Regions from separate parts of the Homo sapiens genome. Here region 2 is linked to region 1. Evidence: chromatin contacts called from ENCODE Hi-C data. All regions are on one chromosome and are shown on one strand. The core of a region is the stretch at or near the end of the contact, and the rest is flanking DNA. Distances in the headings are between cores, read along the strand shown.

What was found. A loop is a pair of places that touch in the nucleus more often than their neighbours do. Pooled maps may share reads with other maps.
Region 2: a pooled map shows a loop between it and region 1 (2.0-fold over the local background). The contact joins the promoter of LINC02493 here to the promoter of LDB2 in region 1. A Hi-C loop is called at or near these places in 1 of 50 pooled maps.

What each region holds. Positions count from the first base shown.
Region 1 is chr4:16,897,321-16,900,032 of GRCh38, forward strand. LDB2 (LIM domain binding 2) reads right to left here and starts at 1,325. Exons shown (of 8, transcript NM_001290.5): 1 at 1,034-1,325. The coding sequence starts at 1,165.
Region 2 is chr4:17,184,720-17,187,431 of GRCh38, forward strand. It overlaps LINC02493 (long intergenic non-protein coding RNA 2493), which reads right to left and starts at 1,338. Exons shown (of 6, transcript NR_125919.1): 1 at 1,132-1,338.

The sequences.
Region 1 (2,712 bases), core at 75-2,574:
ATTCCTAGCAATTTCCACTTCCTAAAGTGACTTTGGTGCACCTATAACAAACTCCTTTTCCGAACACTTCCACACAAAGCCCCAACTTACAGGCAGATGGACAATCCAGCAGCAAGACCTGCCAGCTGAGCTAGCACAGAGAAAAAGTCAACTGACATAAAATATTTAAATTGCAGGAGGCGAGTCTGGAGTTTTGCATTTAAAAAGTTCTGAAAGTCCTGTTCTCTCTGCTCCCAGAGTTGCTGGCTGCCTAGGAGGCTGAGTCTCCCTCTCTCAGGCACAAGATCTCAAATATGCAAAAACTAGAGCTGACTTGAAAGCTGAACCAGCTCCTGTCCTAAGGTAGAGTGATAGGGGGGCACGGCCGACAGCAATAGGAGAAAGTCTAGAGTCCCCTTGCCCCAAGCAACTGGTTTCTGATTTTAACACTGAAATATACAAACATGTGTCCCTCCAGGGCTAGTTCTGAGAAGTAGGCAGGTTTACTCTTCTGCCCCTTTTTACCTCGATTTTGGTGACTCTGAAAAGTAAATACAGGTCAAAGCAGACTTCCTCTAGGATTTGTAAAAAAGAAAATATATATATATATATATATATATATATATATATATATATATACACATATGTATATATATATATATATATATATATATACACATATGTATATATATATATAGCCAGATGCAAACAATCACAAAATTCCTTGGAATTATATCTCAAGAAACACCAACAGGACTGACTCAGAGCCTGTAAAACACCAGAGTTCTGGAAGAGCAACATTTCTGGAAACCCGGCATGTGAATCAAGTGCTGGGTTGTCTCAAGATTCCGGCAGAAACTGTCCTCTGCTACAAGAGTTGCTGTGCCTGGAAACCCAGCGTCCAAACTCGTGGATTCATCCTGGCGCTCATTTCCACGTACGTGGTAGTATCAAGTGGGACACTTCCCATAGAATTCAGCCAGAAACCCTAGGAAAAGCTCATGCATAGCTTAACAAAAATACACAAACACATCCCCAAGGTTGAAGTACTTACCTCTGTGCGAGACTGCAGTCTCTTGTTCATCTCATAGATTCGGTACTCTGGCTGTACCATGTATGGTGTATGCCTCCTATAAAATGGGCCGAAAGGAGAAGAATAGAAGGGGTCATGTGGTGTGCTGGACATCTTGCCTGCTTTTCGAAAATCAAGCTAAACAGAGTATCAGTAACGTCCATGCAGAGCACATGGGCTGTGTTCTTCCCAGTACAAAGTAGACGCACGCACACACGCTCACACACACACAGAGGCAGGCAGGCAGGCAGGCTGAACACGCTGGCTGGGAACTGCTGTCGGAGCCCTCTATAGCAGGAGAGGAGAGGGAGAGGAGAGGAGGGAGGGAAAGAGGGAGGGAGGGAGGGAGCACGGGAGAGGAGGGAGAGGGAGAGAGCAGGAGCTCCAGAGAGGGAGGGAGGTTGGTATGGAGGAAGGGAGGGAAGAAGGGAGGGAGGGAGGGAGGGAGGAGGGAGGGAGGGAGGGGGAGAGAGAGAGAGAGAGAGAGAGAGAGAGAGAGAGAGAGAGAGAGAGAGAGAGAGAGAGAGAGAGGAGCTGGATAGCTTTAGGCACCACTGCTTGTTTTTAAAGAAGCAGTTTGTGGAGAGGTCATTTCCTGTCCACATTGTAGACTAGTTCACAAATATAATTCTCCTCACAGTCTGACAAGAGGTCTAAGGTTTGGTTTTAATTTTTTTCCTCCAGCCAGGACCCTTCACAACCTGATTGCTAAGCTTGTTAGCATAGAGGTGGTCTAACCGCTACATGAGCCGCTCACCCCTGACAACCACACTGTTGTAATGTATCAGAAATGTTGATTACTACAAAATACAGAAACACGGGCACTGTGGTGCCCCGAATTGGGACCGGTGATTCACTCACATGCAGAGATTTATTTCAGCACTAATCTCCCTATGTAGTTTTGCTTTACTTGCTGTTGTTCCAAGGGCTGTTATATTCTTTGCCCTCCACTCCATCTCACTCCCATCTCTCCCCACTCACCCCTCTTCCCAGCCACCTCCCTCTTCTCCAAAGACTTCATTCAGGCCCTTAAGGTGCCTGGGCATTTTCAGGTAAAAACAGTCGTTCTGAATGTGGAAGGTATAAAATACACTTAAGGAGAGCAATGGTCTTTTTTCCCAGGAAGGAAAAACAAACAAACAAACAAACAAAAAACCCAAACAGACCTCCCAATAAGACAGGAAAAGCAAAGAAGGAGAAAACTGCCACAAAAATGACCACGGAAAATTTGGTTGAGAAGGAAATTGCAAATAATTGAATGGATCATCCCCAGATAACATGTCCAACTCTTATGGAGACAAAGTCTGTATTTTCCAAGATTGGTCAAGTAAACAAATATTTTCCCAACTGTGGTATATGATAACCATAAGAAATCCCAACAGCCCATGGAAGGGGAAAATCTCTATAGAGAATTAAACAATCTATAAAATAATCAAATTCTGCTAGAACCCACTATAACCAGAGATACGACACTTAAACAAAGCCCAGCCACACAAAATTTAAATGTATTGAGCTAACACCTAGGTAGGTCAGTGGTATTAAGGAAATAAAGCAAAGGACCACCAAAAAGCATAATGAATTCAAGACCTGAATGCAAATGCATGCAAATGAGACATTTCTTCTTTTTAATAAGCAGATTAATTAACTTTCTGCCCCAATCA
Region 2 (2,712 bases), core at 88-2,587, 290 kb after region 1:
AAATTACTGTTGTTTTTAGCCACCAAGTTTCTGGTGATACTGCAGCCCTATGAAAGTAATGTAAGACCCTACAAAAAAGTTCTATTCTGAGTGTTTCTCAGTCACTTAAAAATCCTGGTGACCAGCTCTATGACACTTGCCTATAAAGAGGATTTTTAAGTGACTAAGAAACACTCAGAATAGAACCTACTTAGACTTTATCCTATTCATTAGGCAAACATTTATTGAGCACCTACAATATAGCAGGCCTTCTTGTGGGTACTGGGTAAAAACAAAACTGAAGAAGACATAATCCTGTAACAGACAAACAAATACCTACTGTGCAACCTACAGGGCGACTGTAGGCAGAGAGAGTGGGTTGTGGCCATGTCATAGAGTACCATATTGACAGAGTTAAAATCTTCGCCTTTATCCTGTATATAATGGAGTACTTTAGAGGGTTTTAGGCAATTATTACCCACATCCCCAGGCTCCTCTGATACTAAACTTCTCTGACATCTACTCCAGGGCCAGCCTGGACATCTGCCTGTGACCTGCAGTGGGACTCTCCTGGTTTTACATCTGCCTGCCCTGACTTGCTCTATGACCACACTAAGTTCCTGCTACTGTTCATTCTCCAGGCCTCCATAGTCACAGTCACTGCCCCAGAGTAAACAGCTAGTCCGGTTCTGGCCTCACCTGATTCACCAACTGAGCCCAGGTGCACTACATTATTATTTATTTATTTTTTGAGATGGAGTCTCGCCCTGTTGCCCAGGCTAGAGTGCAATGCCGCAATCTCGGCTCACTGCAACCTCTGCCTCCTGGGTTCAAGCGATTCTCCTGCCTCAGCCTCCTGAGTAGCTGGGATTACAGGCGCCTGCCGCCACACCCAGCTAAGTTTTGTATTTTTAGTAGAGACAGGGTTTCACCACATTGGCCAGGCTGCTCTCGAACTCCTGACCTCGCGATCCACCCACCTCGGCCTCCCCAAGTGCTAGGATTATAGGCATGAGCCACCATGCCTGACCAGTGTGCTACATTATTAATTTATTCATTCATTCGAGAATTATATGCTTACTATCTACTATTTTCCAGTCCCTGCTTGTACAAAAATGGGTAATATTCAGTCTTTGCCCTTAAGATGCTTACCATCAAAATGTCTACCTAATAGTCTCCTCAGGCTGCCATCACAAAATGCCACAAACTTGGTAACCTAAACGACAGAAATTTATCTTTTCACACTTCTGAAAGTCAGAAGTCTAAGATAACAGTGCCAGAAGAGTTAGTGTCTGATGAGGTCTTGAGTTGTAGATGGCTGCCTTCTCCCTGGGCCCCTATATGGCCTTTTTTGTGCACTCAAACTCCAGTTCTCTTCCCCTCCTTATAAGGACATTAGTTCTATTGGATTAGGGTTCTACCCTTATGACCTCATTTAACCTTAATTACCACCTTAAAGGCTGTGTCTCCAAACATAATTCCATTGAGGATTAGGGCTTCAACGTATGAATTTAGGGGTTTGGGAGCATGGTGGGGACACAATTCATTCCATAACACCATCTAAGTGGAAAAGGCAAATATGTACACATAATTGCCATGTGATGAAACAAATAACATAAAGGTATTGGGTATTTCTGTGGTGAAGCATCTAACCTATCTAGATGGATCTTTAAAGAAGACATAGTTACTTAGGTGGACCAGATGGAGCAGGGAAACCCAGGCAGAGAGAACAGTTTTTGTAAAATGCAAACATGAAACAACATGATCTGTTGAGTAGATGGCAAGTAATTCAGGATGGCTGAGATAGACAGAGAGTGGCTTAGGGTATCATGAAGACAAGACTCAAAAAGCATGCCATGTCCTCATGGAAGCCCACCCCACTCTTCTCATCTTCTGCCACAACCTTTTTTCCCATGCTGTAGTCACTGTGTGTTCCTTCCTCACCCCAATCAAAATATTATATCCTCTGCCTCAGTCCTAGACACATTTAAAATAATAGCCTCTTATATTTTGCATAGTACTTTACAGTTTACAAAACACCTTTACTATATCATTTGACCCTCATAGCTGCCCAGTAGAGAACAAATATTATATCAATATATACAGTGAAACCAATATTCAAATAGTAATCATAATAATAGACTTGCCCAAGATCAGAGGACTGTGCTATGGTTATTTTATGGGTAGAACCCAGACCTCTGCCTGGCGATCTAGTGTTCTCTCTTTGACACTACCTGCATTTTTCTCTGCTGTTTGCTTCTTGTGCTGTAATTCTCCGGTAACGCTTCTACATTTTGACAGAGCTTTCTGGAAATAATGTGTTAACCAACAGAAAAAGCTCAGAGTGGGAATGTTGGGCCTGGCAAGATATTTTTTTGGCCTGGCAGGCCTGTCAAAGCCCATCGAATCACACATTTGCCTCACAAAGGGCCAACCCAGAGCAAAGCCCATGGGGACACTTCGCCGAGAGGAGCAAATTAAAGCACTTCCAAGTCAGGAAATGCCAAGCTAGACTTTTCTATGGTGTTAACTTGCTGGCCCAAAGTACACCAAACAGTAATTTACCTACAGCCTAGCTGCAGAAAATTCCTACCCAGCCTAGCTGGAGGTAAATCCTTCTCTGACTGTACTTTTGTCAGCGTTGCCAAGGCAACAACTCTCACCACTCTCTGGTCATTTTTAGTTTCAATGACAAAGTTTGCGTTGACTTAGCTGTAAGTCTGATGCAGAAAA